Linked DNA regions of Homo sapiens: all the other regions are linked to region 2. Evidence: chromatin loops called from intact Hi-C (ENCODE). Cell type or tissue: dorsolateral prefrontal cortex. All regions are shown on one strand.

Evidence for each region. Hi-C counts contacts between places; a loop is a spot of excess contacts. Peaks named below come from ENCODE experiments on the same cell type or tissue, not always from the same donor. Only the 100,000 strongest peaks of a DNase experiment are listed, where the experiment ranks them.
Region 1: a loop joins it to region 2, with 30 times the contacts of the local background. A loop is called at or near these places in 6 of 110 quality-filtered maps.
Region 3: it touches region 2 in a loop (5-fold over the local background); 6 of 110 quality-filtered maps call a loop at or near these places.

The regions. Positions count from the first base shown.
Region 1 is chr3:181,453,941-181,461,940 of GRCh38, forward strand. All of the region lies in intron 3 of SOX2-OT (SOX2 overlapping transcript), which reads left to right. Among named protein-coding and RNA genes, the nearest start is that of SOX2, 250 kb to the right of the region's middle. RefSeq lists an enhancer at 559-1,060. In dorsolateral prefrontal cortex, CTCF peaks have their summits at 590 and 5,209; DNase peaks (open chromatin) are centred at 1,021 and 3,441; H3K4me3 peaks cover 5,028 bases; H3K27ac peaks cover 8,000 bases.
Region 2 is chr3:181,697,433-181,705,432 of GRCh38, forward strand. It overlaps SOX2-OT (SOX2 overlapping transcript), which reads left to right. Exons shown (of 7, transcript NR_075092.1): 6 at 2,166-2,451. Among named protein-coding and RNA genes, the nearest start is that of SOX2, 10 kb to the right of the region's middle. RefSeq lists an enhancer at 7,357-7,858. In dorsolateral prefrontal cortex, CTCF peaks have their summits at 3,212 (motif pointing left), 3,420, 4,879 (motif pointing left) and 5,083; DNase peaks (open chromatin) are centred at 2,235, 3,179, 4,809, 6,949 and 3 weaker places; H3K4me3 peaks cover 8,000 bases; H3K27ac peaks cover 8,000 bases; H3K27me3 peaks cover 7,081 bases.
Region 3 is chr3:181,275,734-181,283,733 of GRCh38, forward strand. The region is part of intron 3 of SOX2-OT (SOX2 overlapping transcript); the gene reads left to right. Among named protein-coding and RNA genes, the nearest start is that of SOX2-OT, 220 kb to the left of the region's middle. In dorsolateral prefrontal cortex, CTCF peaks have their summits at 3,200 (motif pointing left), 3,401 and 3,602; no DNase peak of the experiment used is centred here; H3K4me3 peaks cover 1,266 bases.

The sequences.
Region 1 (8,000 bases), 240 kb before region 2:
TAAAAAGATACAGGGCGCCATTCAGGGTTGTTGGAGCAGTAGAAGAACACGTAGCTGATCTGCAATCAAATGGCCACTCGGGAGAGCAACCTGTGTGCTTTTACCCACAGAGCAGCCAGTTTCAACTGGAACTTATGCAGGGCCCGTTTGCAGACTTCTTTGTGCGGTGGTTCATTCCCCATCTTAGAGGCTGGGGCAGGTTAGGAGAGAGCGCCCATGTTGTACAACAGTATATCTGAGCTGCCCTTTATGCCTACCTATTTCTTTCCCTGCTTTCACCCCTTTGTGTGTTTTTAATGGGGATAAGTGTGAGCTATACTGGAGCGCAATCACATTGTGGTCTTAAAAGGGTCTCTGATGATAGAAAATATGTCAATTTATTATTTCCCTCAGGACAGAGAAAAAAGTACAAAGGTTCAATGGATGATGAAGATAATACTTGTGCACTGTATAGCATTTTCCAACAAAGGATTTTAAGGTGATTTTCCTTTAAAAAATATTTTATATTTTAGTCCCATTTTGTAGGTGGGGAGACAAGAAGATTTCGTAGTGACTAAAATGTCCTAGTGGTGGGACCCTGCATAGAGTCAGCATCTCTATGATCCTTCCGGGCTCTTTTCACTCCCTCTAGTGGAATTTGGTTCTTCACATCAGAGTTTTGACAGCAATAGCAAGCACTGTGCTATTGTGTGCGATCTTTTGGGTACCAGAGCCAGTTTCATCAAATCTTCAACCTGATGGCTCTATCTGTGATCAGAGCTATCTCATGTACCTACAGTTGCAGTTTCTTTAAATAACAATTAGCGCAGGAGATCCTGGGCTGCTCTTGAATGCAGGGAGTATGCTGGTGAAACTCAGCAAGGAGGTGGTCACTTGTTTTTTTGTCACGCAGGGTCTTTCATAATGAATCAACAAAGCATTGACAATAGTTTTCTTGTAAACTGAACAAACCTTATAAATGGTGTGTGGTCTCCCCTCCCCCATGAATTAGTTCCTTTGTCCTGAAATGTGTGGTTAGCCCAGATATTCATTCCGCTCTGCTGGGAGAGTGGCAGAGTCTAGGGAGGCACCCAGAATGTGCAAGACAAGTCGACATTTTACATTTTGGTCTTCTTTATCAGAGCTGGAAATATTTCATTTGTACCTTGACAAATCAGGAAAAAAAAAAAAAGCATGGGTGGACAGCATAGAAAACTTTCCCAAGTATCTGAGTGATCAATTTTAGGACATGAATGTGATAGCTGCTTCCTCTTTTTTATGTGTACAATGATGAAAGGAAATTAAGACTGTAGAAACAGTTTTTAAAGTGCTTTGTATGGCTGCTTGAAATTCATTATATGATTGCCTGTTTTTTAAAAACCTAAATAAGGAGGGCTAAAGTACTTAGGAGAAAACTAATTGCTTTAAGCTTTTCCTCCTCAGTGTATGCTATTCTCTGCTGTTATATAATCTTGGATATTGAGCAACTGAATGAAAGAAACAGTGTCTTACTTAAAGTAAATGGACAAACATCATTTACTGCTGGCGTTTTTGGCTCTTGGGGTGGGGGTGGGGAAGATATCTCATAGTGAAGTTCACCATAGCTTAGAGTTCATAAAATCAACCTTATTGTCAAAACACTGAAATAAAAATTCACAGAATTGAAAGGAGCAAATCTATGTGGAGGCAGGTTTTTAAAATCTTGAAATGTTCAAGTTTTGCTTCTTGTCTTTACAAAAAGGCAAATTATGATGGCATAATTTTTGACATGTTGTTACCAGAGAGATTGTGTGTTGGAATGTATATTAGATTAAATTGATAGATGGTTGTGTGAAAAGAACTGCAATATTCAAACTTGACTGTATGCATAAAATTATTTACAGAACTATACCACATTAATACCATCTTATTTCATTTCAGATATAATTTTACTTAATGGTAATTTTTATAAAGGATATGAATGTGTTTTTCTTTTTTAAAAAAGAATTGCCAAAATCATTGCCAACACATGAAAACAAGTCAATGATTAAGATCACATAAACCCATGTCATATGTATATTCAATCCAGAATTGTTTTAGGGTCATTGTAGCCATAGAGTTTTCAAATAAATTATTTGAATATAAAAGTAGATTATGTATTTCCCCTGTGGCTGGCCAAATGTCTTTTCAACAAAGGGTAAAATAAGAAGGCTATTTTTTGTGTAAAAGAGTGATCTTTTTAGTCATGCTTGGCTGCCTTTTCAGGACTGTCTCCATTTATAATGAGATATTCTTGAACTCATTTGAACCAGAAAGTTTAGTAAATTTGTGGTACATTTTTACATAAAATATCATAATTTGTTTTAAAGGATCAGGTCTAGAGCAAAGAGAAAGTATATGAATGATTGTTTTGATTTTTAGACTATAATTTTGAGCTGACATCTACATTGGACAATGTCTGGAATATTGAAAAAATATATTTATTTGGTTACTATTTCATACTTCTTGGCAGTTCTAATTTCATCTTATTGTCTACTTAAAAGTGTGCTTGCTATTCAAATCTCAGTTGAAGCTGTCATAAAGACTATCATTACAATAGTTTCTATAGTTTTCAGAGTTCTTGGCATTGAAAGGTGATGATGGCCCTTCCAGAATAATAAGAAAAAGTATTTTATATAAATTTTATGGCTCTGCTTTGAAGTAAATTTGACTTATATGCAAATTTGCTAATATTAACTTTTTTCTTTTCCTATTAACATAGTTAGTAAAAAAAATAATCCTAAGGCTGGAAATGCACGGGCATATGCTTACACACATGTAGTGGTGAAAGAAATCTTTTTGAAAACTGAAAGTAAATTTTGACGTGATCATTAACATATAAAAACATGTTTGTGTTATTCTCTAGTGTTTTAACATTCTCTACACTTAACTATTTTTCTAATATACCTGAAGATCTTTTTTAAAAAATTTTAGTTATATTTTTTGCAGTTACAAGCAGAAAAATCAGTTAATAGATTTTTAATCTGATATCAAAAATCAACTCCATATAGTACTTATTTCCAATCTTATTTCTCTAATTGTACTTTGAAATGGATACATTATTTGTTTTACATTTGTACTTCCCTTGAACCTCCTATTTTCTTTTAACTACTCTACAACAAATGCCATTTTTTTTTCTATTCTTTTCCCTTTATCTGATTTTTACAGCAAATGATGTGTCATGTCTCTCCTGAAATTGACCATTCTTTTCAGAAAAGATTTTTTCTTTTTTGGCCTATGGTGCTACACTGAAAAAGTCACCCAGCTAAAATGAGTTACTTCATTTCCAAATAAAAACAATAGTGTTTTCATGCCTGCACTTATTATTATTCTGAGAATGTACTAATTTGTTACATCCAAGATGACGGTTCGTTGGGTCCGTGAAAAGGGCAGTGTGCCAACTACAGCAGGGAAGTAAAAGGACTTCTTTCATGGGAAGTAGTGGGACAGAAAGTAGCCCGCAGTTCTTGTGGGCATCAGGAGGCACGCTGCCAATGGAGTCATCCCAGTATCAAGATTTCCTGTGTTGGGTTCTGAATCAAGCTAAAACTATGATTTCACTAATGTCGGCCTGGGCGGTCAAATTTTCAAACTCGCTATTACGCTAAGGAACAACTGATAGATGTTTTATCCCCATAGGCACTGGCTGATGCGAAACAAGGATTTTGAATGTGTACAGTGCATTATTACTTTTGGTATTAAGCTTAAATAATTGTCTACTTACCCTGAGCTGGTAATAGCAAAATACAAGCAAAGGAGGACATTTTTACAAAGTAAAACTGCAAAACAGATTTATCTATATTACTATGGATTTTTTTTATTGTTGTTCTTCTCCCCTATTAAATTTGAATGATAATGAAGTTTGATTCTATACTTTTATTCGGCTCTAAACCAGGGTGGTCTCATAATTTTGTTTTACATGCATGACATTGCTTAAGGTCATTAGTTGTAAATCGTAGTACAAAAAGGCTGAAAATATATTCAGCACTTTGTAGTTTCCGAATACACATTTAAGAGCTGCTATGAAAAGTCGAGACCTACATGGCAGATTTTCTGGCACTGAATGGTCAATTTAGTGATGTAGATTAGTGAATCCAAACAGTAAGTGGAGAGAGACTATAATAATGCTTTGATATGTCCCTCTGTTGAAGCATATCCTGGTTGATCCATTTTCTGTTATTGTAATATTTTTCTTTGCTCTATGGCAAAATGCTCTCTACTTTCTTATTTTTTAAGAATATAACCCAGAAAAAGTTATCCATTTTTAAAAATAACTTTCATCTGCTCTTGGTACCACTTAATAAATGAAAAAAAAAAGCAGATTTGGATTATGAATTGAGTTTTATTTTGTTGGAATAAAAAACTTTCCTTTGATAACATTTGCTTTTTGTTCAATATGTATTTGCCGAGTTTTTCTTTTATCATAAAGTTTTAATTCATGGTCCCTTTTATTTTGAAGGGGAGTGTACTTTAAGCAACATTTATACAGCAACCATTTTAATAATGATGATAATGTTATTTTATCGAAATCTTGAAATAGGTTTTAATCAAAGTTTGACTGACCTTGACTTGATATTTTGAGTCCTTTTTCATTTTTGTGACTAGGAAGTAAAAACAAGTTCTGCCTTTTATATTCTTCATGAGTTATGAATTTAATTTTCTTGACATCTTACTTCAAAATCAAGGGCAATATGTATTTTTCTTTTTAATTCCAAATGGAAACTGGCTGAATTCACAATAAAGACAACTGAAAATTGGAATTGTTTAAAAATTAAAAAAAAAAATACACCGTTGTAGCAGATTTTAAATGAAGTAGGTTATCAAGTGGACTGCTAATTTTTGCCTTTCCAAAATGTTGGATATTTAACCCTCAGAATAATTAAATATTTGTAATAAAGCAGTTAATTCAAGCAGTTTATTGCTGTAATTTGCAAAAGTACATTGAGCTGCTTTCTTTTCAGCTCATTGATGGAGGAACAAACATTTCTTTAATAAGACTACAGCACATTCTAATTTTGTTGCAAAAGCTTAGATAAGGATCAGGCCCCCTCTGAATCACTGCATTGACCTATGACATTGAAAGTGCTGAAGCTCTTTGGCAAAAGAAGAGTTAGACATTCATTATTATGCACAGGACTTTCCAGTTCTAAAGGGGCTCTGTGCTTTCTCTCAGATAGACTTTGTTTGTTGGAAATGAGAACTGTATTTTGGCAGCAAAGGACCAGAACTGAAGCTACTCTGCAGGCAGAATCATTATGACATAATCCTTCATTAATCCTCATTCTCTATTAATAGATCATGCAGAAGTTTTCCTTTAGTTGATCATCTTCATCAAGGAGCTATGGAAAAGCATTACCAGTGAAATGCCCACCTCTGGTTTTAAGACTGTTTGTTTATATCCATCTTTATTAGTTGCAAAGATTAATGGTGAAAATAATCTCTTAGACTTTGCTTGGTATACAAACCACATATGAGGACCTAAAAAATCTGATATAACTGAATTTTCATGTTTTGGGGGTAAAACTCACCTGGAAATAAAACATAGCACTTAACAATAAAAAAGAAAAAATTATCAGGCTAAAATTTGTTTCTGGTGAGATAAAGGGGTTCTAGTCACAGAAGCACGGGAATAGTAGCTAAGCAGCCCAACTTCCCATATTGCTTAAGAAAACAAGTTATCATACAAAATATGTATTTTTCTAACTGTTACTTAACAGATTGAATTACTCTTGAGATGCTCAACTTTTCATGGTGGGTGGTGAGGGTGCATCTCCTTTAGAAGGATACATATGTACTTGTTTTTGTCCAAATTATCTGCCCAGATCAGACACTGGAGCTGCGACCTTCCAATGTAAGATTTTCATCATATCCTTTTAAGAATTTGGGGACTCATGTAAAATGTATTTAGAGAAAATAAATAAATATCACTTGCTGTTTTCATATACACCCTTGGGGTCTTGATAAGCCAAAGTTCTCACAGAAGGTCTGGTTCATCAGTTCAGCCTCACCATGAGCCCCATGGCCTGCTGCTGTCCCTGACACTGACACTAGGCACCACGTCTTTGACTCATCTTTGTTGATAGACCCAAAACTTCATTTGAAGGCATAGTTTAGGAATATTAGGAGGAGATTTTTATGATATTTATTTTACATTTAGTCGACAGAATTTAAATATTTTAAAATAAAAACTATCTATAGGGAGATGATTCGATTAAGCAGTATGTACCGTTCCTAGAGGAGTATGCTGAAAAAGCTTTCTCTAGGTTTTGCAGGTGATTGTTCCGGTAGAGGTGTGCTCATAGTGTTTAGTCATTAATGGAGACTGTGCCTCCGTTGGAACTGGCTAATAGGTCCAGATTGATCCCTCATAGTAATGTCACTAATACTTGTAATACTAGAAAATATGCATGCTACCAAAAAATTGTAGGAACATATTTTTATGTTGTCTGGCACATATTTCTGAATTAAAAACTCACAGAAGGTAAGAAGTTGTCCATAGACACACAAATTGTAATTGTTTAATTTGGCTTTTAATCTAAGCCTTCCCATCTTTTAATGATTTTATGTATAATCTGCAGTAAAGAGAACTAGGATTTATTGAACAACTGTTATAAATAGACCACCTCCCTAGGTCTAATTAATTTCAAGGCTAATAGTCTAAGCTAATTGAAAGAGAGTCACCATAGAACTGTAAGGTAAAAGCTGTACTTTCTAGGCCTTTGATGTTCAGGTTGAATTGGAATCTGGGTTTGAAAATTTCTACAAGCTAAACCAGAGATGGTCAGGGGACACTCCAGGCAAGGCCTAAAAAATCAAAATGTGACCAGTGTTTTAATGCAGTGGCTCTCCTTTTGTTTATCAGAATTGCTGGTGGTGGCTGGTAAGGCAACATAGACAATGCATAATATTCAGCCCTCAAAAGGACATTTTCATAATACTAAATGTTTATACTCAAGAATCTACCAGAAAAGTACTTGAAAGTTACCGTAGTCAAGCCAAGACCTGCAAACCTGGAAAGCCAGTCAATATCACCATAGTGGGCAGCTTTTCCAAAATGTTTGCCCAGATCTTAATTTATTTGCTTTAACCTGAGATTTTTGTTGACAGTAATAATATTTGACAATTAGTTTGTATTTAAGAAGATTTTACACAACAAAAAGTATGGTTGCATATGAAGAAAATAGGATTAAGAAATGTATTTCAAATTTAATAAAAATGTGGATCATGGCAATTTGATATTGGCTTTTCTTGATGAGTTTTCCGGTGTGTGGATTTTGAAGTGGGCACAATGCTCCCTATCAGATCATTTCAAATTGCTCCTGGACAGAATTCCTCCTCCTCCTCTGTATTATTTTTTTCACTGCTGCTGTAGTAACTCGCCACAAACTTACTGGCTTAAAACAACACAAATTCATTATTTTACAGTTCTAGAAGTCAGATGTCTAAAATGAGATGGTAAGGCCGTGTTCCCTCTTGGGGGCTTTAAGGAAGATCTATTTTCTTGAGCTTTCCATCTTCCAGAGGCCACATAAATCCTTTTGCTTGTGACCCGTTCCCCCATCTCCAAAGCTAGCAGGCAGCATAGCATCTTCGAATGTCTTTCTCTATCTCTCAGCTTCTATTGTCACTCAGCCTCTGTCTCACACTGACTTCTCCTGCATTGCTCTCATAAGGACCCCGGTCATTACCTCAGGCCAACCAGGCAATCCAGGATAAACTCCCCATCTCAAGACCTTTAACCTGATTACTTCTGCAGAACCCCAAGGTAATATTCACAAGTTTTGCGTATTAGGGTGTGGACATCTTTGATGGTCATTACTATCACATCCCCTGACCCTCTGGGGAAGAATAGGGGACTGTTTTTCATTTCCTTGGGCATCAAACAGTGCTGAGATCTGTGGTTCCACACCTCTGCTGGGATGCTTTTTAAAATCCTTATGCCCAGGGTATACCTCAGACCTATTATATCAAATTTCTCGGGGTGCGTCACAAGGCATCAAGTA
Region 2 (8,000 bases):
ACATATGACACAAGAAGCAGGAAGAGATCTTCAGTTATTCCAGTGGATTACTTTTTTATGAAAACACTGGCTAAAACATTTTACATTCACCCTTCCTCATTCCACTTTTAGTTGGAAGAAGTTTCTAGTATTGATTTAATTTTGTATAAGGCCCCTACCCTCTCCTACAATACCATTAAGTAACAAATTCACCCACCTTAGCCTTTTCTGGTGAAAGTCACTCTTGATTTACTCTCTTCACTTCCCTTCTACCCCCAATGCACTCACACTTTTACAGACACATTTTTCTTGATCCAGAGAGTATTGGGAGGTACATAACTTTTTAGTATTGTCTTGACTTTCATTCTTTTCTAACTGAGATTGGACTCTTTATCCTGTGATACAAAATGAATTTTTGAGAAACAACCATGTGAAAAATTACTTAATTTTCTGTTTTGATGTATTTGTTTTTCAAGCTTCATAGGAAAGGCTTTAGTTGGTGTTTAAATGATAGTCCATAAAAATTCCTTATTAGATGACTCCAGACCAATTGTAAACCAATAACATAATTGTTTCCAAAAGGGAAAGTGGAAGTTGAGATCAGTTAGTCGAGGGATTCATTTGAGTGTGTTTATCTTTAAAATGGTTTATGAGAAGAAAGGGAGAAATGAACTGGGTGGAGGACAGAGGTAGAGAATCCAGTGAAAACATGTTTTTAAGATTAAAGCCATTTTTCCACATTATTTTCTTGCCACAAGTGACAACACAGAGCAGGAGTCATGAAAGTGGATTACTGTCACTCTGGGCTATTGGAGGCCCAGAGAGCCCTGGCATTAATTCCTATAGAAAGGTAGACAAACCTAGTCAGTAACTAACACTGTCCCCCACAGCGCCCTCACTGCCAAGTGTTCAGGCTCTCTCAGAGTTGATACAGACCTCAGGGGGGTCTAGGTGGCAGGGCTTCCCTTGTGAGAGGAAGCGGAGGCTCTCTGTGGAACTGAGAGGGAGGAAGCCAGGTGGCTGTAAGAGCAAGCCTGAGGGGATAGGGTGCTGTAATAGGAAGGCTGTGGCCACCAGTCCCTCACATGGCTGCAATTAGTGAGTCAAAGCTAGCTAATGATGAATCAAAAAGAGCCAAGAGTAGGACTTTCTGGGTGCTAAAGACTAACCTTTAGCTTGTTCCACTCCTCCCACTGGGCTCCCATCCTAGGTTTTCCAGGATTGGAGACCTTACTGGAGGAAAGGGCAAGTATGTTAAGAAAACATGCCTAGCCCCTGTCTAGCATGCGCATACTGGCGGGGTCTTGCAGAGATGGGGAGAAACACCTTGGGATGAAAGAAGCCCTCAGTGATCTGTGTGTCTGGCTCATACAGTTGTGCACGGCCAACCAGAGAGTGGGGGAGAGTAAAGCCTCATTTTTTTTTCAGTCACTCTATCTGGGGTTGCTTATCTCCTCTCCCCCAACCCTCTGCCTCACCCCACCAGGACCAAATAGAATTGAAACTTCATTGCCTTTGCCTGTACTGAGCCTAAAAACTCAGGGTTTGATAAGGTTACTGCACCAATGATACAATTGTAGATTTTTAAAAGCCTCCTCAAAGAGACAGATGTTTGGGCTGATTAAGAATTGAGGAGGAAACCTGCAGCTGCACCAAGGAATAATCTATTGGACAAATATTGTAATAAAAAAATATGAAGAGATCAGCCCGACCTTGCAAGGTCTTCTGCTTTAAAAAAATCTTTATCAAACCCCTATTCTATGGCTTCAATAAACAGAACCCATTACCTCACGGCATCTTTTGTTGGCCCCATACAAGAGAGAACAAAATGGTTATTCAGGGGAACGCTTTCGATTTTTATTGTGGGTAGCCTGCACAAAGAGCCGTGTTATTGTATTTAAAAGAACCATCTGTAGCAGAAACAATGGCATCAAATTATCTTTGAATACCCACTGAAAAAACATAAAGCTTTTTTTTTTATTCTTCTTCTGTACGGTGGGGGGATAGAGCAGTGTTAGGATAACTGACTTTTTTGTTGTTCTCTGGGTGCATTCTTCTCGCTCCCCCTCTCTCTCCCCCTCACCCTCTCTCTCTTCTCTCTCTCCCTCTCCCTCTCTCTCTCTCTCTCTCTTTTAAAAAATCAGCCATTTGGGGTTTTAAGCCATAAACGATTTTTCTTGTTGCAGGGGATTGCAGTGGCAAAGCTAGGCTAGGTCTTGGAGGCTGGTGTAAGGCGATGTGGGTGAAGGCAGGAGGCTGATGGAAAGACTGGGGGGAAGAAAAGCCGAAATGGATTCACGGTGCCTTGGATGAAGGACGAGAGGGGAACTGCAAGCTCCTTCAACTGGTTCTGTCCGGTGAGAAGTGATCAAGCTTGGGCTGACAAGAGGCTCAGGGAGCCCTCACGTTCTTTCGCTTTTTTACCTGCCAATCAAACTGCTACAAGACAACACCCTGATCTGGCATGGACATGTAAGTAGCTTGCAACCCAACTTTGACATTCACTGCTAGCTCACTCCTCCCCCCACCTCACTTTCTTCCCCACTCATTCTGTTTTTCTTTCTTTTTTTTTTTTTTCTTTTGACCTTTAAGAGATCTGGAAATACACCCTGTGTGGCAGTCATTTAACACTGGTAGATTTAAGTCTGAAAGCGTTAACTTTTGGAATTAAATTCTAATTTAGATTTAACAAATGCAGAAATGAAATGACATTATTTCATCCTATTTTGGACGGTTTTGGTACTGAACTTAATCAGTTGTCTTACAAGGGTGTGTTTCTTTTACTATGAAACTGAAGAAATAGATCTGTGAGCCCCCAGAAAGAAACCCACTAATGAAAAATTCAGGCTTCCATCTTAAAAATGTTAAACTCTAGCATTTCACCCCCATAAAGAACCTCTTCCAGACCAATGTTACTAAATGGAAAGAGTGATTTGATTCAAAAGGTACATATCATTAAGGGGTTGCTACTACTTCAATCGGCGTCTTAACTATTTTGGTGGTGGTTACGGGTAGGGGGAAGTTGCAAAACAAGAGGAAGGGGACATGGCGATACCTCGTTTTTTATAAGAGATTGACATAGAGGAAGATAGAAATGCATGGGGGCAGAATAAGCAGGAAATATTACCTGAGAGAAGGAATTACAGAGCATGGCGAAGCTGGAAGGTGGGAGGGTTTCTGCGGGAAGTCGAGCGAGGGGTGATGGGGCTTGCTCTTTGGCGCCCTCTAATGGCAACTTGAACCAATGTTTTACTTTCGTAATGCAGTACTGGGAAAAGCAGCTGGGTTTTTGTTATTGCTGTTGGTTTTTTTCCTCCGCAGACTTAGAAACTAGAGACTATTAGTGGAGTAAATTGATTGTTTTCAGCCTAGGAACTTATATATATATGTCTTAAACTCACCAGTGTTTCCTCCTCAAACATCCCCTCCTCTCCCTAAATCTTGTTAGACTAATAGAAGAGGACAGGCTAATGGCAAATTGACTTATGGAGGGTGGTCCACGCCCAATTAGCCATTGCGGGCGGGGGAGAGGGTGTAGGATTCGTTTCCTACCTGAACAGCATTCTGACTCTTCTAACATACTCGAGAGGTGTAGGGGGTGGAGTAGGAAGGGATGATTTGGAAATTGCAGATTCTGACATGGGCTCATTATAATACACTTTTAAGGGGGCTCTTGGGAACCTCTGTTATTGCGACATGTGGTGGTCAGGGGGCTTTCCTTCCCGCCTTCTTTTTCTTTTTTCTTTTTCTTCTTTCTTTCCTTCTTTTTTCTTTTCTTTTTTTTTAATTTGATAGATAAAGGTTAATCTTGGGCTGAATGATAGAGCTATGATTGACAAGAGAAAAGGTGTTGAGGGCAGGTCGCGCTGTCTTATTTACAGCCCACTGCTTGCTGTAGAGTCTTTGTTAGGACTGGAAAGCTAATTTAGTGCTGATCAAAAGCACCACAGAGTTAAAGGACTGGTAATGACTGCTAATTTCATTTCAGCCTCATGCATCCCCAACTGCTGTAATTAAAGACACGCTATTTAAATACAGGTGAAGGGTTTTTTTTTTTTAAGTTGGGTTGGGGGGGGGTGGGTGGGTGGATTACAATTTTATTTAGATCTTCTACTCTACTTGGGTGTTATGTAGTCCCAAATTAGATTTTATTATTATTATTATTTAGAGCCGCTCCTTGTCATTTATACCTGGCTTTGCAGAATCGGAAGTGTGAAATGTGTCACTCACATAAAAGCCCCTGTTTAAAGAAAGGGTGGGACGGGGGAGTGCAGAGGAGTAACTATTTAGGGGTGATTTAAATATTTAGGTCTCCTTTTTTTCTCCTTCAAATTAATAGAAAGGCCTTCGATATAGTTAAAAGTATTTGAAACTGGGGGCAAGGTTAACAGGCCAAAGGGATCAGTGTCAGCTTTTTAAGTACTTCTAAAAAGATCATGTGAACAGATGGAAAAATATATTTTTAATTAAATAATTTCCCCCACACTATAGCTGCAGTGTTGGCTCAGAAACCGTGTAATTTCTCATCCGATAGGAGTTTCTTTATGAGAACATCAAAGGATAAAAAGCTCTGCATTTTCGTAGTTGGTTAAAATTGATAACCACCCCCCCATGCGCGCGCGCGCACACACACATACACACATATACACACACACACACCAACACACACACACACACACACACACACACACACACACACACATATCCCCAAAAAAGAATTTAGCCTTTAATCTCTTTTTATCCACGAAGACTAAAGCTCTGTACTCGACCCCGCGAGCGGCTCTCGCCTTCCGGGGCTGGAACCCGACTCAGATGTGAAGCGGCACTGAGCCGCTGCGCAGGTTCGTGCCCAGCGCCCCCTGTTGGACACAGTAGGAGCTGCGCAGCGCCAGTCCCAGAAATCGCTGGAATCCTGCTCTGGGGTTAGAGAAAACTCTTTTATTGCCCTCCAAAAAAGAAACGGGATGCGAAAACAAATTTTTATATCCTTGAAAAATAATATAATATTAACTCAATAAAAAACTAAAGAGGCGATACTACAATTTTAATTCAATAAAAAATAAAGACTGTCCTCCTCACATCCCAGCCATCCCCCACCCGGTTTGGTTTTGTAACTCTTTTGAAAGGTTCTGCGATGGTAAAACAGGTAAAGAAAAGTGACGAAAAACAAAGCATTTTTCTGTAGCCGTGGAGAATCAAGCAAAGTATACTTCCTCCGTTTTGTCCACATTTCAAAAAATTAAACGGAAGATGCTGCTGCTTGCTGTTTTGACGTTGTCAGCAGCGTCTTGAATGCCCTCAGAGGTCCTGCAAGTATCGTAACTGAGCCTTCGAGTAAACGAAATAACTTGCTTTTATGTGTTTATTTCCAGAGTATAATTAAAAGACCAGTCTCTTCTTTGAGTGTTTCCCATCCCCTAGACCAATCCTGGTCAAAGTTTTTCCTTCCCAGATACTGGCTAAGAAACACATACTGGCTAAGAAACAGGTGCCTGGTATCTTTTTTCTTTCATCTTAGCCGTAGGATTTCGGGGAAGGTGTGCCAATGGTAGGGAAGGTTTTCTTTGAAATTCAGCATTTCGTTGACCAGGAATCCAAATTATCCTAGGGAAGGGGGAGTATTTTTACACTTCCAAAAAACTACCTGTCTACATAATAAAGAGCTTTGCCTTTTTTATTATTATTATTTCTTCTTCTTCTTTTTGGTCAGCAAGTGAGGGCAAAAGTAGCCTTTGAATTATTTCAGAAAGAGAAACTGTAAAAATGGCACATCCTCTGAATTTAAAACAATAGGGAAATGTGGGTTTGCTTAATTGTTTAAAATCAAATAGAAATAATTACTGTGCTAAATGAACAAGATGTTTTAAGATTTACATCTTCAGGGTTATGGTTATTGATTTTAACTTTACCCTTAAGAAGTTTAGAGATCGCGTTTTTAAAGTTTGCTTATTGACGGAAATCGGCTTAATTTTTCATAAAAGAATGGCTTTTTAAAATATTGAATACTATGGCTATGCAAGGTTTATGATACCTTTATGTTTATTCTTCCCACCTCCCAAAATTAGCGAATTCGAGATAACATTTCAAGGGGAATTGCTATTTAGTGCGATGAGAGATGACTTCTCCATCTGGTTCCAGAATTAGATCTCGGCTTAGGTTTTTTAGTAAGTAGGTTCAGATGCAATGGAAGGAGAGAAGAATCAAGCCTTTTGATAAAATCTCTACCCCGAATTCTATGGAAAAGACAGGCAAGCGGGATTCCAGCCACAGCACCCCCACCTTTTGCTCTACCAAAAGGCTTGTCCCCATTACAGAAATAATATAGTCGGTGCTAGTTTTGTGAACCCGCGCCAACCGATAAGGTAAGAAACGGTGCGCTGACAGCCGAGGTCCGAAGGCTGCTCAGTGGTTCCCGCAGCCCGTGGGGTAGGGAGGCCAAAGCCAGCAAAATGTTGGAGGCGACGCCAGAAAGAGAGTATATGCCTGCTATTCGGAAGTGATGTCGAACGTGCAATAGCAGAGTCCTGGAGATTTCCACCCCGTTCCGCACCCAGGGATCCCAGCCTGTGGGGTAGCAGGTTGTTGGGTGAAGGCAGGAGGGAGAAGCCGCACCTGGCTGAGGGCGGGTGGGCGTGCCGGGAGCGAGTGCCCAACTTTCTAGGGCCCATGGAGAAAGCATAACCCCTAGTTGAGGAAAGAGAGCTAAACAAGTGGGTGGCCCAGGCCTGGGAATGCCACCCAGCTCTCCCGACGCAGTGTTATTTCTGTGGTCCCAGGGGGCCCCAGCACCTGCCCGAATCCCACTCCCCAAGGCCGCCAGCAGGAAGGCAGCCCCTCCATCTTTGAGGGCTGAGGAGGGGGCAGCGAGTGACTTGATTCCTTAGTAGCAGGGAAAACCGCAGCGGCTGGCAACGGGCCGCGTTTCTCCGCGGCGGCAAAGCGCCCTTTAGGGGCGGGGCGGGCATTTTTGGTCTCCTGTCCCAGCGTCCAGGCCTGAGCCCGCGCGGGTTGGCTGGGCGCCCTGCTTTGTAAGTAACCAATCTTGCTGGATTCTGAGGACTATCCAGGCGGATGGGCCCACTTAGCTTAGGCCCACTGAGACCCTGCCAACTCCTCAGACCCTTTTCCCCTTCATCCCTCACACCTTTCATGATGAACCCAGGAAAGAACCCGAACTCTGAAAAACAGTACATGTGGTTTGAAGTTTGATAGTTATTTGGGTGTGAGGGACATGACTCTATTAATAAAGACTAAGATTCAAGGCTGAGCTCTCATTTATTAAATTTGCTCTTTCACTCTGTTTTCAAACTCTGGAGATCTTTCAGTTTCGTTGCTCCAACCCTGACACAGACAAAGGCGCCAGGGAGAAAGCCCAGGCGGGCTTGAAGCAGTTGAGGTATAGACTGATACTCATCTCTCCATCACTCAGACGGGCAGATAAGCACTGCCAGACTGGGGGTCCTAATCCAGGGCCCAGCGGCTACGTGGGTTGCTGCGGGGTGTTGAAACCACAAGTACAACTTGACACCATTGAGCCCACGGTGCTTGTCAATAATCTGTGAATTAGGTGCAGAGATTGTCACTGTAGATCATAACAGTTTCTGAAGGACTCATTACAGCCTATCGTGTCAATGATCTTCAAATTAAGGAGGGGAGGTGGGGCGAGACGAAAAAGGAGTGGGGAGAGCCAGCAAAAAGGGAAGAAGGGTGGGAGGGAAGATAAAAGTCAGAGCCCCAGCTCCGAAGGAGCCTTTAAAGATTATCAGGCCAGCGATCTGAGAATTCCATTGGGATGGGTTTGGAAACCCAACTCCATCTGAGCCAGGACTGGAAGAGGGGCGCTGGGGGCAAGCAGAAGTGGGCCCCTGGGAAGGCCGACTTCTCAGGCATTTCTTTTGAGGCCGGAATAGCTTTTGGGAGAGGGTTCTAGATGTCAATGGGAGGCCTTGAGGATGCCAGCCCGCCCAGGATGGGTGTACACTTTGATTTAGAGCACTTTCCAGGGCAAGCCGCAGCTGCAG
Region 3 (8,000 bases), 420 kb before region 2:
ATGAATTAGGCAGTGACCTGATCCTATAAATCAAAGACCTTTAGTAACTATAGCTTAGGAAGTAAGCATGGATGCTTTGGATAATTGTAAGAAGAATGTCCCCAAAAGTAATGACAACAGTAATAGCAATTACAGCAGAGTAATAAAAATAATTATATGAAAATTTATTATGTTCTAGCTACTGTTTTAAGTGCTGTATTTATATTAACTTATTTATTATCCTAAAATTCATTCACTTAATAAACATTTATTAAATGCCTCCTGTGTGCAAGGTGCCATGGGCAAAATAGATAAAACCTCCTTCCCTTATGAACTATATTTTAGTGTAAAGAAAAAGACAATCATTGATACAAAAAATGAGTAATTAATAAATTACATCATATATTGGAAAGTGAGAAATGGTATTTTAAAAAGTAGACAGGGCAAAGGAAATCTCAGTAGTGCTGGGGTAGGTGGGGATCAGTTTGCATTTATTAAATAGAGAAGCCAGAACTGCTTGCAGTGAGAAGGCGGGATTTAAGCAGTCTTGAAGGAGAAGATGCATGAGCAGGCAGATATCTAGGGGATGAGGGTTCCAGGCTGTGGGAACTGCTAGAGCAAAGACCTCTGTGTAGGAGTTGCCTCTGTGTTCAGGAGCAGGAAGATCTTGTGGCTAATGCTTGAAGACTGTCATAAGGAACTGAACTTCACTCAGAATTCAATGTGAAGCCACTGCATGCATTTGATCAGAAGAGACACTTGGTTCGACCGTGTTTTAAATGGATCACCCAACCACACTGATAATAGATTTGTGTGGCAGGAAGACTGATTAGGAGACTTTTGAAATAATAGTGGTGGGGACAAAGGTGGCCGTTGTGAAAGTAATGAAAAGTGGCCAAATTCTTACATTTATGTTGAAGACAAATTAAGTAACTTACCCAAAGTTACAAAGTTAATAAATGACAGAATTGGCGATTGAACCCAGGAAGTCCAGACTCAAAAACTGCTCTGACATAGAGTATGGCCTGACCTATAAAAAGAGATGGTGAGAACTCATAAGTGGGAGTTGAACAATGAGAACACGTGAACACAGGGAGGGGAGCATCACACACTGGGGCCTGTCGGGGGGTGGGGGGCTAAGGGAGGGATAGCATTAGGAGAAATAGCTAATGTAGAAGACAGGTTGATGAGTGCAGCAAACCACCATGTCACATGTATACCTATGTAACAAACCTGTTCTGCACATATGTCCCAGAACTTAAGGTATTAAGAAAAAAAAAAAAAACAGAGCGATGGCGAGAAGACAGGCAGAGCTTTCTAACAATTATGCCAGTAAGAGAGTGATTTTCGATGGTGGGGTCTAAGTTGAAAATGGAAAGCCATTTGTCTGTGATAAGCAGGGGAGCTTCATACATGGGAGCAAGGTGTTTAATAAAAATGACTTTTAAGCCCCTTCTAACCCTATGATTCCCAGATTCCAAATATAGAATGGCACAGTTTATACTGTTTGTCAATAGAAATTGACAATTCTAATGATTACTATTTTGAAAACCATTTTCTTGCCTTCATCTAGTTTACCAAGGTGTAACCAATGCTAGATTTGTCCCCTGTTCTCAAGGAAAGGATGAAAACTTGATGAATCTGATGAGTCTCTGAAGTGACTAAAAATAAACCCATGAAATTGCCATTTTGAATGCAAATTTAAAACATTTACATATTTGCAGTGCAAATGCCATTACTAGGTAGTTTGGAGATATAAAATCATAAAATAATAGAGGATACTCACGGATTAGGATGATGCATGATCATTGCATAAAACCCTTCAGTACTGCTATATGGGTCTGGCTAATTGTTCAAACAATCAAGGTACTATACCCTGTATGTGTGCATTGTTGGCACACCACTGGAGTGTTAGACTATTTGTGTTTGTTTATGAAAAGTACCTGACTCTGTTTCTGGTATAGCTGTGGGTTGATATGCTAGGTGGTGATCCAAAGATACAACTTCGCCTAAATCGTTTTAAATGTTCTTTACCATAATGTCAAAGTGTTTTGGACAAACTCCTGCTAGGTGTGATATTTCCTGCTATGAGCAATGTATAGCAAGTCTGTAAAACCTATCAAGTACTGCTAGGGCATTTGGTGGGGCAGGAAATATGACAACCTGGGAACAATTTTTGGGCTACTTGTAGTTGACCAAAGAGACCAGATAGATGCATGCTGCTTGGTAGAACGGGAAGAGAGGGAAACAAAATGAGGTTGAAGTAGATCCTGACAATTGACAAAGAAATGCCAGAGCCTCTATGTAGAAGAAAAGCTATTGAAATTCAACCTATCTCTGAAGGTGGAAAGTTGTAGGTTAGTATGCTTTGCCTGAATTTGAGTATATCTGGAGTGCTATTGGTTAGTCTTTTCAAAGAAGGAAAATTAAGCCCAAAGAGAATAAGGAAAAAATAGACCCTTTTCCCCCACCCACATACTACCTATAGAATGGAATCTGTGATAATGACCCTGTTGGACTTGATTCTGTTTTTAAAATTACAAAAAGTAAAACTGTTTCTTTCTTTACACTGATGTGTGTGTGTGTGTGCATGTGTGTGTACTTTCATCATGCAAATATTCCAAGACCTAACAGAGAGAGCCATTAGTTACTTGAGGCAACTTGCCAGCCTACTGTAGAGCATAAGTTCAGATCTTAATGGTGACTTCTTGTCATTTGAGACTGTTTGAATAACATATCAAAGGAAGAGAATCTCAAATAAGTTGTCTAAATTTAGTAAAGAAACCTCTTCTCCCTGGTAGTTTTGCTTTGTATTTCTTTTGGAACACCATAGACATAATAAAGAGCACTAAGAATTTCAAGTCTGATACTTTACTTTTTGAAAAGCTGTGGCTTTCTTTCAGGTTTTGTTTGATACTAGCAACTGATGTCTGAACCATGAAACAAAACTGTATCGATCTTACCTCTTGCAATGTATAATTGTATTTCCACTTGGACTCTTGCTGTTTAGTTCTTAGTGCAATTTTAATGAGTTCTTTTTGTTTGTCTTCTTCACACGTAATATGCAGCCAACGTACTGTTTTAGAATTTTAGATCAACTTTTATAATTCCCAAAAATTAATTGTAGAAAACGTTTCACTTTGTAAATGTGTACATGTAGAGAACTAGCACCCCCTAGTGTATTTAAAGCCCCCAAAGGTGTGATCTGGCATTTAATAAGCTAATAACAAACAGGAATGTGTTCCAATAGACAGGTTATTTGTTAACTTTTCCCACTGGCATTATGACATAATTTGTTTAGGCACAGGGAAAGCATTTCTTAAAGTTAATAAAGATTATAAATAAAGAATGAATATCGTATTTCAAACATGGAAACTAAAATTTTAAAACCATCATTGGCATTTGAACTGCTGGTGATATTTAAAGGCTGTGAAATAAAATAGCAATCTGTGGTCATGCTGCTAATTTTCTAAATTCTCTCTCTTTTAGAAAATTTCAGCAACATTCTTGTTTCTGGAAGGCTATAAAATTGAAAGTGTTTAGGATTTTTCTTCTGTTGGTGACTGTTGTACTGTGTGTTCCTTAATGAAACTGTAAACTGAAAATTACAGCTTTATTCCAGAGAGAGAGAGAGAGGACTTATTCCAACAGATGGCATCAAAACACCGGTCTAAACTGTATGATCGCTGATTGTTAATTGCATCTGTAAAACAATCCTTTTAAACAGAGTAATACATTTTATCATACAGATTATAGTTCCATGCTTTTTGGTTTTTCAATGTGTGTTAACATTTTCTGCTCCAATATAAGATTTGTGCTTGTATAATTATCAGATTAAACAACAGAACAACAGTGACTCAATCATTTTTAGGAAACATGCACAAGGGAGATAGGGAACCATAAATCACATTTTATTTGGACATTGTACTTGAGAAATGTTGGGGTTTTTATCAGGTTATATAAAAAGGAAGAATGGGCTAGAGCTCACCCTCATCAAATTAAAACGGTAGAAACCTATAAAATATCTTAAATATATGCTAAACATATACTGTACTTTAAAATGTATCTCACTGTAGGAAGAAACATGTTTCATTTACATAGATCTTTGAAATGAAAAGGAAATGTAAAAGACACATAATAAGAAAGAAGTGTTCTCTGAAAAATTAGAGATTAAGGCACACAGCTTCCTTTCTGAAATGGTTTCCATGAAAGCCTATGTAGAAGCAGAGGAATGGGTTTGATGACATCGTGAAGACAGACCTTTTTAGTAAGATTTTTCCAAGATATAGACAGTATTGGGCAAATGGAATATGAAGATTAGATCTTGTGTTGCTTCTGCAGCCTGGGTGATTCAGAGCTGGGAACCTGAAATTTAGAGATGTGGAAAGGATGGTTAACATTCATGTCATCATGAGACAGCTTTTTGGTTCATAGGTGCCACATCAGATTCTCCTGTCTACATTTGATATATTAAGGGTGAATAAAATTAATGGATGTCAAACTTCTGCTATTTCAATTTTTTGTTCCATCCTCTGGGAAAGGATTATAGACAGGAGGGTACCCTAGCTTGTTGAGCTGGAAACATATATTTAATAAGTCAAATTGTGATGATCCCATTTCTGAGTTTTCAGGTATCTTCACTTGATATATAAGTACCATTAAGATAATACTTGGCTTAGGAAGGTCCACTTATCAGACATTATTAACAATTTAGATTCTAGATAGAAAGTCTCAAAACTGGGAACATGAATTTAACTATAAAGGATGTCCAGCAGCAAAAAGACATATCTTTAAAAGTACACAATAAACCCTTGCCTAGAATGCACTTTTTTAATTTTAAAAAGAATTCTAACAAATCATTGTTTTCCCTGATATTGAAGCCTAAATTAGAAAGGCAAGTTACTAGTGGTAGGCATAAGGAGTGACATCTGATGCCTCGTTCTGAAAACAGAGTTGGAAGAACTGTGTTAATAATTCAAATAAACATTTGCTAATTACAAAGGGAAAATAGTTACTTGGAATATCTCATCCAACACCACCTTAACCAAGTGATCAAGGTTAACATCATCAGGAATAAGACATATCGCATCATGAACCCTCTGATATGATTACCAAAGAAAGGGCATGACCTTCCTTGTGTTGTAGCATTTCTTACCAAAAATGTATGACCTCGGTATAATCATTAGAAAAGTCACAAATTGAAGAACAGTCCATGTAATAAACTGACTAGGACTCATCAAGAGTGACAGGATCATGACAGACAAGGACAGACCAAGGATCTGTCACAGATTAGAGGATGCTAAGGAGACAAAAAATTTAACTCAATATGGGGCTCCGGGTTGGATCCTGGAACACAGATTTGGCATTAGTAACTGGTGAAATCTGAGTAAAGTTTTCAATCTAGTTAGTAGTATTTTGCCAATGTTAATTTCTTGGTTTTAAAGATTATATTGTGGTTAAATAAGATAATAGCATTAGGGGAAGTTGAGTGAAGGATATATATGGAGACTATACTTTTTTGCAACCTTTAAGTAAGTCTAAAATTGTTTCTGGATAATTTTTTTTTAATCCTACAAAACTCAAAGTGTATAGTAGTCTGAGGCCATTTAATGTAGGAGCAAAAGGCCCTGTTACATACTTGAGTTGTCTAAAATAATGATTGATATTTAATATAATGAGCTCAAGGAAGAATTATTTGTAATGTTATTTGCTTAATATAAGTCAGAAAGCCTGTAATACATTTTAGAAGCATAATTTTTAATATGAAAATTTGGAAACTGTAAATGAGTAAATTTCAATTACTTGGGAAATCGACTTTTTGGACAATTTTATCACCAATGATGCTGTATAATGAATCATTATTCTTCAATAAAAACTTTCCTGCCTGTGTCAGACCTATAATTCTCCTTCAATCCTCTACCCGAGGATAGATATTTTATAACTTAGAGTAACTGTGCAGATATCTGATGTAATCCAGGCCTTCATTTGATACTATAATCTAATGAAATTTCAAAATTGAGCAATGATTGAAGGAATTTTATCAACCCTTGATTTTGGTACTGTGTATGAATAGGGAATTCAAATAATTTTCTTCAAGGCTTACCTCTGATTTCTGCCTTATAAGCAGGAGTTGGATATTTTAGTATCTACAGATCAGCTAGTGTTAATAAAACCATAGCCCTGAGCCCCAAACCTATCTACAAATATTCTCATATTTTTCAATAAAGAGTGGCAATGAGAGGTTTCACCAAAGTCCATGCAAGGTGGCCATGATCGGAACAAAGTGTGGAAAGCTCCAGTGTCTTAGGCAACTTAATAAGCTGTAAAATCATCCTTTTACTTAGCCTGTCATTTAGCAAATAGGCCTACATTTCTCTAAACTATACCATCACACTTCATTAGCTGAAGGAAGCTTGTAACAAGCTTGTAACTTGTTGCGCACCTACCATGTATTCAGTGCTGTATGAGGTGCTGTAGGATTCAGAAGTATGCTCCAGTTCTTCTGTATCTTAGAAGAAACTCTTTAAAACCCTCATGGGAGCTTATAAGATTAAAGAACATATGCAATTGCAAATCAACCAAATTGTACATACTTAAATATTTAGACCATTGGTTTCCAAGCTTATTGAGATCAAGGACTCTTTTTTTAGTGTCAGATATTTTACAAACTCTATGTGATAGCTGATAAGTGTTTAGTACTTGTAAATAGGAGAATACATAATGGCAAAAGACAAGCACAAATTATTTTAGATTAATGTATTTTGCCACAAGTGTCTATTAACTTTTGGAAAATAGTAACAAATACATGCAAGGGGCATACAACTTGGTATATGCTTTGGTGCACGTAGGGATTTATAGACCCATGATTTCTTCCCTTGCTTGACCCCATCTCATGGATGCTGGTCCTCAGGCTGTGAGCCACTGTGCTGGAGCATAAATGCTGTTGGAATTCAACTGAAGAAGGCCAGGTGATGATTGCCAGAGCCATCATCAGAGCCCCTGGATGGGGCTTAAGGCATGTGTCAGAGGTTTGAGAAGGTGGGAATATGTCCAAGGGAAGCCATGGAAAAGCAGAAATAAGGTAGGCAAATTGAGAGGGAATGAGGAGCCAAGGCTGGATGGGGAGTTAGAAAAAAATAAAATTGGTTAAACAAGACCAAGAGAGATTATGGAGAGTTTTGAAATCCAAACACAGGAGCTGCAAATTTCTATTAAGGCAAGGCACTGGACCAGGACTGAAAGGACTGGGCTATAATCCTGGTACTGCCAATTACTAGGCTTCAGCAAGTTAAATTTTGGAGCCTTGACTGTCATTATTGGTAAAACTGGGATAATAATACATACCACTCAGGAAAGAGAGCATCTGTGAAATTTTCTTGTGGGCTTTCAGTCCATTTGGGTTGCATCTGGAATATCTAAGGGAACTATCTAAGATTATTGAGCAGGGAATCAGCATGATGAAAGTAATATATTAAAGAAGATTAGTTTGGCAGCTCTTTTGCAGTTTGGATTAGAGTCAGGAAAACCAATGAGAAAACTGTCCCAATGATCCAGACTCAAAGACTGTGAAAATAAGGACAAAAGGAAGTTGAGATGAAAATCAATTGGAATTTTAGTTTGATAAAGTATCAAGGATGAGATGAATCAAAAATGATTTTGCGGTTTTAGAGTTAGTTGCTATGGAGGAATGGTGGATACAATGAAAAAGAAAAGGAAAATGGAGAAAAAGCTGATTTGGAGAAAAAGGATGTGAAGTATGGCCATGGTGAATGGCATGTGAGAACCAACAGTCAAGTAGAAATCAACTCTAAACTCTTGGGAATATGTAATTGGAGTGAAGTGAAATTTGTGCTGGAGATGGCTAGAGATGGCAAGTCATGAGCTGCTAGAGTGGCAGTTGAGCTGTGAAATGGATGTGCCACTTAATAGAGATTATAAACAGAAAGAAAAACCAAGGTCCTAGGATTAAGCCTGTGTGGTACTTTCTCTTGAGAAACTATTCTAAGGGCGGATCAATTCAT